2 separate regions of the Homo sapiens genome follow, and region 1 is linked to region 2. The links are chromatin contacts, found by Hi-C or POLR2A ChIA-PET in ENCODE. All regions are on one chromosome and are shown on one strand. Each heading gives the region's core, a stretch centred on a gene start or an enhancer-like site at or near the end of the contact. The rest is flanking DNA. Distances are from core to core; before and after follow the strand shown.

Region 1 (5,092 bases), core at 1,950-4,449, 42 kb after region 2:
CCGAGATTGCGCCACTGCACTCCGGCCTGGGCAACGGAGCGAGACTCTGTCTCAAAAATAAATAAATTGATTAATTAAATAAAAATAAAAATAAACAAAATGAGGGAGGATAACCATGAAAGGAGGATTGGGAGAACCGTGGACCAGACAGGGATCATCTCAGGCTGATCAATTTCAGGGAAGGGCACATATGTGAGGCTGGAGATGTGAAAATTTATTTTCTTAGAAGTATCCACATCTGCATACTCCATGAAAAGTCTTCATGTATTTCCCAGGGGTATGTATATTTCCAGTATTAGGACACCTGGGTTGTTGGATTATAGGACAGAGATTAAAAGCAAATATTCTGAAAACAAAATTCATTTCCAGTCTCTGGGCTTTATTGCTTGAGCAAATAACCTCTCCAAGCCTCAGTTTCCTTAGCTGTAAAATGAAACTACTCAGCTTAGAGAGCTGTCAAAAGGCATAATACTTGTAAAGCACACCTCAGTACCTTTTCTTACAAACTGCTAAGGAAGGGGCCTTTCCTATCCCATTCATTGGCTGCCATCTCTCTTAACTGTCAGAGCCCAAATTTCCTATGAGAGAAAAGTGCAAGGTAGACAGAAAACTCCTGAAAAACTGCCTCAGGTGATTAGTGGGCAACCATTTGCTTTTACCTTCAGGGCCTCTGCAAATTTTCTGAGATCTCTGGACAGGGCTAAGAAGAGAAAGACTGGCCTCTTCTTCATCCCCAGGAGCCCTTGGTTTCCTGGTTAACCAAGCACAATTACTCTAAGGTGGGGAAGGCAAAGAGATGAAGGGAAAGGGAATGAAGCAACTCTAAATAACTGAGTGCTTTCTCAACATAATACACACATTAACAAATTTAATGAGCTCAAAAATGCTGTATTTCCAAAGGAGTTATAGATAATTCCAAGCAGAAGAAAAAGGAAAATGGCAAAAGCTAAGACCCAGAACAAGCACCCCTTGGTATGGATTAAATCAGACCACTACTGGAGAAGCAGTAGGGCTTCCTGAACCATATAACCAACACCACGTGCCAAGTGCAAGTTCATAAAGTTTTGCTAGTGCCTGGATCACACAAACCTTCTGATAAGCCCAGGGCTCCTCTGTCACTCCTCTGTGATTTGCTAAGCAAACCTATTCATGCAGCACTCACGCCTGGCTTACAAGGGCAGTGCCATAAAAACCCAAATGGACCTCACGAATACTAGAGGCAATACTAAATATTCTAACATAAACATGTGGTTATGTGGAGAAGAGTCTTTAGGCACTGCTGCTAAGCTCCTGTACAAATTTATTCGATCCTCCCTAGCCAGTCCCCATCACCGTCTGATAATTTCTCCATCAATTATGACTGCCATTCTGCATCTGGCTCTTTAAATGGGGAATACTATTAAACATAAAAGGTACAAGGTTCTTCAAGTCCTCCTACCTGCTAATCCTCCACTTCAATACTCAGCCCTTGAGAGCTTGTGTGAAGACATTTCTTTTTTTTTTTTTGAGACAGAGTCTCGCTCTGTCACCCAGGCTGGAGTAGCGCAGTGGCGCGATCTCGGCTCACTGCAACCTCCGCCTCCCGGGTTCACACCATTCTCCTGCCTCAGCCTCCTGAGCCTCCTGAGCCTCCTGAGCCTCCTGAGTAGGTGGGACTACAGGCGCCCGCCACCACGCCCGGCTAATTTTTTTTTGTATTTTTAGTAGAGACCGGGTTTCACCATGTTAGCCAGGATGGTCTCAATCTCCTGACCTCGTGATCCACCCGCCTCGGCCTCCCAAAGTGCTGGGATTCCAGGCGTAAGCCACCGTGCCCGGCCTGTGTGAAGACATTTCTAGGTCTGCAGTGATGACTAAGATGCATTCTACCTCACCAGCACCACCAGATTTCCTGAAGGCATCAGTGTACCCCAGGAATGCCCAATGGCCATTCTGGTCATTGGTGAGAGGGGGAAGGTTTTCTTTAGATTCCGGAATACTTTGAGAGGCTAATTCACATCAACCCATCCACCACTGCAGCACAGTATGACACTCGAGGTTTCATCAGAAAGGGTTACATTATGCCTGGCCAGCAAATTCACTGAAATCTAAAACGACAACAACAACCATTTATTGTATTGACTGCATGTTCCAGGCATACGGTAAAACCTAGAAGATCCCCTGAGATGCAGTTTTACTGAAAGGCTCCCGCTCTCTAGCAAAACAGTCAGGTTACGGCGCAGAAAGTGCAGCTGCAGAAGTCAGACTGAGGTGCAGATGCGGTTCAGTGCTCAGTACCAGGAAAAGCTTAAGAGGCAGGACTACCTGAGCTGGGTTCTGAAGGAAAAACACAAGTGTCCCAGGCAGATAAAGAAGGAAAGAGCTTACCGGGCAGGAGGGGTATGTGCACAGCTTGACAGGTCTAGGGGGAAAAAAATCAGTAAAGAAGAAAATGATTAAGTTACAGATTGATGATGCATGAAATGGGGGGTGGCCAGGGGTGGGGGGTGAGACTGCAGAGAAAGGCAGGGCTGGTTCATAACAAGCTTTGTGCGTCCCAATATGACAGCTGAAGTTTTCCAGGGGCTGATGGTGAGCCAGTGAGGGTAAGTACACAGAACATCCTAGAGAAACCCTCATTCCTTAAAGATTAAAAATAAAGACTTGCTGTCTGTAAGGGATTGGATTATCCTATTTGAGAAATTCTGTTATCCAGAATGGCTTACCCCACAATGCTGAAAAGTGTGTACCGTAATCTCAAAGCAAGCTCCTCCTCAGACAGAGAAACACCAGCCGTCACAGGAAGCAAAGAAATTGGCTTCACTTTTAAGGTGAATCCAGAACCCAGATGTCAGAGCTCCAAGCACTTTGCTCTCAGCTCCACGCAGCTGCTTTAGGAGCCACTCATGAGGAAAAGAAGAATTTTCTCTATTATACCCCTTATTGGGTGCCATCCAAGGCTAGGAAAAAGGTTGTTCTATAACCCTGAGCCCATTTGAACAAACCCCCAATAAGAGAGGCCCCGAAAAGTGTATTTTCACCAAAGCTCTACCCCAAGCCAAGCCAAAGGAGAAAGCGCTATTTTAAGACTTGCTGCTTGTGTCACGAGTGGACTTTATTCCAACAAGGCCATATTACAGTGGGCAATGAAAGCCATCTCAGACTTCCATATCAAGCAAATGTTTGTGAGCCAGTGATTCAACAGAGAAAAATTCACAAGCCTCCCTGGGCTTCTGTCCTCCTGTAACAGTTCCAGCCTGGCGGCCCTTAGAACTTCATATATGAACTGGTACAAAATCCTGTCCAGCTGTCTCCCAGCCTCCATCTCTCCCCGCTTCAATTTGTCCCAGGCACGATGCAGGTGCACCTTCCAAAACCAGGGCCTTTAGCACACCACATCCCCCTGATGAAAAGTCACCCTGCCTTCCCAAAGCCCACAGCCCCTAACTCACCAACTTCTTCTTTTGTTTTTTTTTTTTTGTTTTTGTTTTTGTTTTTGAGACGGAGTCTCGCTCTGTCATCCAGGCTGGAGGAGTGCAGTGGCATGATATCGGCTCACTGCAAGCTCTGACTTCCGGGTTCACGCCATTCTCCTGCCTCAGCCTCCCGAGTAGCTGGGACTACAGGCGCCCGCCACCACGCCCAGCTAATTTTTTGTATTTTTAGTAGAGACGGGGTTTCACCGCGTTAGTCAAGATGGTCTCGATCTCCTGACCTCATGATTCGCCCGCCTCAGCCTCCCAGAGTGCTGGGATTACAGGCATGAGCCACCACGCCCGGCCTAACTCACCAACTTCATCTGCAACTCCTTGCTAACAGAAACCCAAGCTGGCTTCCTCTCCAACCCAAAAAATATATTTGTGCTTGCCAAACTACCCTCCCTTAATCCTTCCATTCAGATTTTAACTGTCTTGTATCCAAAGACCCAACTCAAGTCCCACCCCTCCTTTGAGTTTGAGAAGCTAAAGGAAGCTCCCACCTCTGACTTCCCATCCGTGTTCAGCCACCACAGTGCACACATCCATTCACTACACTGCTACCTCCTTTCTATTGTTGCTCGTAACTGTTCATTTAATCTTCTATTGTTGCTTAACTTATGACACATTTTTTGCAAGCTCTCCAACTATGTCCCTCGAGGGCAGGGACAGGAAGCTCTGAATTTAATATAATAAATGTTGAGTGGAGGAGTCGTAAGTACTAAGAGCTTCGCAAGGTGCTTTCATAGATATAAGGATGGGTGTAACGTACTCACAGCCTCTAATACCTAAGTGAAGGAATAAGAATTAAAGTATGTAGATACTGACAATGCCTAGTTGAAGATGGCCAAGCACAGCCTTTGATTTGGTTTGCTGTTTGGTGACGCCTCCTCCTACCCTATCCTCCCATCTCCTAATCACTAAGACCCAAATCTAATATTCTCATCTTGACTTCTTCAAGCAGAATGCTACCCAACACACTGTCCTCTGGGCCCTTTGACTTTCACTCATCCCCTTACGAGACTCTTCCTCCCTCACCAAGACGAGGCTCCTGAATGGACGATGAGTAACTCTGCACCTCTGTGTTCCGCTGTCAAGCCAGGACCTGCACACAGTAGGAGCTTGATCAACGTTGGCTGAGCAAGTGAAGGAAACCCCACAAAGAGACAGTGTCACAGAGCCTACAGTCAGGAACGATTTCAGCCAGAGACAAGAGAGAGGATGGGGGGTTGGATCCAGCAAAAAAAGCAGCGTAACAAGGCCACTCAAGTGGGAAAACAAGTGGCATTTTTAGGTGAAGCCTAGTAGGCTAGGAACAAAGAAAACCTGGAGAGGAGTCCTAGGAAATACAGCGAGGTCAGAGAGGCAGGGAAGCCAGGGGCAAGGTCGGTCCTGGAACAACAAACTGAGGAGTCTGAACAGCTGCGAGTTGAGTCCTGGCTCCTTCTTCATGGCTGTGGGCCTTGCACAAGCGTCAGTTTCCACATCTGTGAAGTGGGAGAGTGAGCACATCCCCCTCCCAGGGTTGCTGTGAGAATGAAATAACAAAAATGACCGAATGAGAGAGTGCCTGGCACAAAAGAAACACTGGAAGAACGTGCTTTGGGTGCAGATTGGATGGAAGCAGAGCATGCTGC
Region 2 (4,685 bases), core at 1,408-3,907:
ATAGATGGGCAGAAGGATAGTCAGGGCTGCATCACTGCCTTGAGACAGCAGCAGAAGACATATAGATTTAAGTGGCCAAAGCCCACAGAACAGGGCTTTCCCCAGAGGCCCGTGGCCACATTTTTCCTCTTCCTACTTTCAGAATCTACAGCACTTTTAGCCCACAGTCCCTGGGTTTCACAATCACTGCCTATATTTGGACTGTACTCCTGATGTGGCCTTATCCTGCAGGCCTCTATCTCTCGCTCACTCTCTCACATGTCTCTCTCGATCACCTTTAACCTACTTCTGCTCCTGACCTGGATCCCTGGCCCACCCACAGGTTGGTTCGCAGTTTCTGAAAGAGTCACAGCCGTGGGTGTCAGGCCCAGCCCAGCAGACAGAACACGTTTGGATGCACTGTTATCATAAAGTACTGCTGACTTCTACTGTGGAACAGAATTCAGTGACCTCTGCTTCCACGTCTGTGCAGGACAAGCTCCCTCTGCTTTTGCTCCATAGCCCCAAGTCTAGCCCAGAACCTACTCCCCTTCACCCATCTTCAAGAAGGGAAGGCACAGCTGGGAGCCGTAAAATGCCACTATACCCATGAGCTGCAACCATTTGTTCCCTCCAGCAAGACTGCAGATAATTTCAGCCGGACCTTCTCTTCTTCTCACTCTGACCTCGAAGTAGATTTTGTTTCATCTGTTTGTTTTCATGACAGAACATCCTGGTAGGGAATATTGGCGTCTTTTTCTTTTCAAAGTGACACTGACACAACTCCACTTTGTGCAAATAAATGTTTTCAACCTAAATGAGTCATTTGGTGGGAACAGTGAGTTCGCAAGCCTGCATATAGGTTGACCCCTTTACCAAGGAGGGTGGCAGGTAGCATTGTGTTTGGGGCTGACAAATATTATGAACAATGAGATCCTTTCCATGGTGATATCCCTTGCTGTACGCAGGGAAAATAAGGATAAAAATAGGGTGATAGTTGAAAACTCTGGGCCAGGCAGAATGCATCCTTGGGGAGAATCCAGCTACACTAGTATCTTGCCATAAAATCTTGAGAGTAAAGGAGGTATTTAACTTCTGACTCTTGTTAATTCATTTGTGGTTGTCAGGATTTTAAATGTAAAACATTTAAAAAATACTCAGTATATAGTAAGCATTCAATGTTAGCTGTTATTCTTTTTTTTTTTTTTTTTTTTTTTTTTTTTTTTTTTTGACAGGGTCTCGCTCTGTCATCCAGGCTGGAGTCCAGTGGCATGATCTGAGTTCACTGCAACCTCTGCCTCCCAGGCTCAAGCAATCCTCCCATCTCAGCCTCCCAAGTAGCTGGGACTACAGATGCACACCACCATGCCCAGCTAATTTTTGTAATTTTAGTAGAGATAGGGTTTCACCATGTTGCCCAGGCTGGTCTCCAACTCCTGGGCTCAAGCAATCCTCCTGCCTCAGCCTCCGGCCTCAGCTCTGGGTAGGCCCAGAGTTAACTACCCCATGGTGGATGGATGTGGCCAACTCAGCTGCTGCCAGATGACACTCATAAATGATCATAAAGCAATCTGCCTCAGCCTCCTAAAGCACTGGGATTATAGGTATGAGCCACTGTACCCAGCCTGTTGTTCTTTAGAGACAGCATATAGGGGGCTGTTTTGCCCAGTATGGGAGTCACAACCCACATGTGGCTATTTAAATTTAATTAAAATTAAACAAAATTAAAAATTCAGTTCCTCAGTTGCACTAGCTACCTTTCAAGTACTCAGTAACTACCCATGTCTAGCGGTGACAACATCGGATGGTGCAGATGGAGAGCAGTTCCATCCTGCAGAAGGTTCTGTAAGACAGTGCTGATATGAAGGTGAAGGAGTAGCTTGAAGCTTGAGGGTCTGTGTGACCTTGGGTGAGTTACTTCACCTCTCTGTGCCTCATTTCCTCATTTGTAAAATGGGGATAATGTAGCTACATTATTCAGTCATAATAAGGATTATCTGCTCTGGAAGCACTCACAATAATGCTTATGATAATGGTAAACACACACCAGATGGAGCCCTAGAATGGACGACAGACACCCTTATGGTGCACGGTGGATTGCTGCGAGGATTAGAAAGACTTTTATAGAAAGCACCTCCCACAGGCCCAAACATAGCAGACACTCAGTCCATTCACTTTTTTTTTCAATAAATGTTCACAGAGCACCTACTATGGGTAGGCATTCTTCTAGGCACCAGAGACATAGAAATGAACAAAGGCCTTGCCCTCATGGAGCTTACAGTCTCACTAAAGGGGTTGATTATTGCTTACGCTAACAGGAACACCAACATGTCCAGCATATTACGTATTCTCAGCAATGAAAAAGAAATGCCAACCACAAAGCTACCCACAAAGGTGGCATCTGACAAAAAGGGCTCTAATGAATGAATGGATGGATGGATAGATGAATGAATGAGGGTGTGGGGAGGAGGCTCAATAATGCACAAGCAATGAACTGGGCTCTGGGTGGGCCCAGAGTTAATTACCCCACGGTGGATGGATGTGGCTAACTCAGCTGTTGCCAGGTGACACTCATAAATGATCATAAAGCAGTCTGTAAACAGTGTTATGTATAAAACCTTAATCATCATGAACAGGAATCTTAAGATCCAAATGCCTGGGATAAACATGGCCTTTGCACACATGCCCTCTGCCTTCTGTTCTGGACTCTGCTCTGACTCATCCTGTGGGCTGGGACTGTTCACTCAGCAGAGGGACCAAACAGCCTTTCACTGGCCCTGGACAAATGAAACCCCCTAAGAGGGAGGTGTCCCACTGCCCAGAAAACCCCTCCCCAGCCCTCGGACTCACCTGCCGGCCTGAGCAACGTGCCTTCTAGCGCTGGTTCTATTATTCACGACAAGGGGCTTTCCCAGGAGGCAGCAAGTGGCACTATGCTGCCTGCGTTTCTATTTCCAAAATCTGAAAGCTCTGTTTCATAGGTTTGCAGCTCCCTGACAGCTAAATGTCATGGGATGGAGCCACGTTGAATCACTGGATCTACTTCGCACCAGCAGGCTGGGCCTCAGAAAGTTATTTCAAGTCCTCTAGTCCCGATCGCTCCTTTTTTGTTTAGTAAGTAAAAATAGTGCATGCTTCACAACGTTGTTAGTAGGATTACATGAGAGAACTTAAATAAAGTGCCCAAGTCTTTGGTAGGACCTAGCTCATGTCCTACCTAGAACACCAAGATGGCTAGACAAGAAGAGGAGATGCAGCTCAAGTACCAGTTCGGTCACTATCTATCGGGGCCACCTGGTCTACCTGCGGCTTGCCCAATTCCCTCCTCATTCAAGAGGAGAGGGCCAAACCGGATCCAAGCAGCCTACCCTGTAATCTCTTGCAGCACACTACCCGCTCCATTTTCCCACAACCACGGTACATTTCATCCTGCTGAAAAGAATACAAAGCATATGAAAATTCAGTGCAAGAATTCATACCAGCAACCTCGTCCATCTGCATAAGACTTCGTTCCAAATGGTGACAACAGGCCCTGTGCTCATTACAGGTCTCACATGTGCATGGGTGTGTGGGAACAGCACCCTGTAATCCATGGGACTGAGAGGCAACTACCACAGCCGGCCTCGTCGGAAGCAGAAACACCTGAGAAACGCCAGGTTTGGAATGCTAGTTCTATGTGGCTTTTATACATGTACTAAAATTAAGAGCCAAGTTTTAGTGTAAAAATGCCTGTCTTGAATACCACACTTCGAGACGAGATGATGTCTAAGGGTCTTCCTGTATCTGATCTACAAGGATTCCTGCTAGGAGTTCACCTGGTGGGGAGGACAGGGCTGAAATGAGGTTAGGTGATGCTCCCCACGTGGCCTAAAACCATTACTGTCCCTCACTTCCCTCACCATCCCAGCCAGCATCTGCCACACCATGACCTCCTCTTGCCCATGGCCCTCCCTAACATGTCCTTAATTGTATTACAGGCAATTTCCACTCCCCTAACCAGGCAGATTCCTCCCATCAAAAACATTTCTGTGCCTCTTATTAAAAACTCCTTCATTTGATGCCCCTTTCTAGTGATTGCCCACGCCCTGGTCTGGTCAACCAGAAATCACCTATCATGTCAAATCCCAACTCATCATGCATTTACTGTATGTCTACCCCATGGCAGGCACAGCACACAGACTTGACAATGACCATGGCTGACCTTGAGGGGCTCAAAACTAAATGGAAAGGGGGTTGCAAGGTACACGGATTCACGGCAAAACTAAATGGGCAGCCACTAGTACTTCAACAGAATTCTAAGATGCCAGGCACTCAGGGCAGGACTGGCTGATTCCAAACGTGGGGTTGTGGAAAGAAGGGCCATGAACGAGGCTCCAAAAATGAGCAGAATGTAGACAGGGAGAGCAAAAGGGGGAAAGAAGGGAGACCCTTTCATTTGAAATCCAACTTTCTGAAGGGAGACCCTTTCATTTGAAATCCAACTTTCTGATCAATGCTCATCATTCTGGCCCTCTCTTACCCTTGGAGCCAGCTCCTTTGGATCCACTTAAGATTTCTACTGCATCCTCCTCTTGTCTGTCGGTTGGCTACTCCCTGCTTGATCTGACCCCTGCAGGCCTACTCACCTTCCCTACTCCCCAGGCCCTGACCCAAAACAACACTCTCAGAGTTGGCATTAAGTGTGGCAAGGCTAAAATTAGGACTGT

What was found. Hi-C counts contacts between places; a loop is a spot of excess contacts on that map. ChIA-PET counts read pairs that join two places held with the same protein, here RNA polymerase II (POLR2A). Pooled maps may share reads with other maps.
Region 1: a map of ovary shows a loop between it and region 2 (3-fold over the local background). The contact joins two enhancer-like sites. A Hi-C loop is called at or near these places in 22 of 168 maps with a recorded cell type or tissue (B cell, Calu3, aorta and 9 more), 8 of 37 single-sample maps with no recorded cell type and 19 of 50 pooled maps. POLR2A ChIA-PET finds 5 or more read pairs at or near these places in 8 of 52 experiments (AG04450, GM12878, H1 and 4 more).

Annotation. Positions count from the first base shown.
Region 1 is chr22:33,906,077-33,911,168 of GRCh38, forward strand. The region is part of intron 1 of LARGE1 (LARGE xylosyl- and glucuronyltransferase 1); the gene reads right to left. Among named protein-coding and RNA genes, the nearest start is that of LARGE1, 12 kb to the right of the region's middle. Within about 2 kb of position 3,200, at least 5 of the 41 ENCODE cell types and tissues checked have a DNase peak (open chromatin) inside an H3K27ac peak, as active enhancers do; they include ascending aorta, where a contact is called at or near this core.
Region 2 is chr22:33,864,660-33,869,344 of GRCh38, forward strand. The region is part of intron 1 of LARGE1 (LARGE xylosyl- and glucuronyltransferase 1); the gene reads right to left. Among named protein-coding and RNA genes, the nearest start is that of LARGE1, 53 kb to the right of the region's middle. RefSeq lists enhancers at 2,798-3,297, 4,387-4,685. Within about 2 kb of position 2,658, at least 7 of the 41 ENCODE cell types and tissues checked have a DNase peak (open chromatin) inside an H3K27ac peak, as active enhancers do; they include ascending aorta, where a contact is called at or near this core.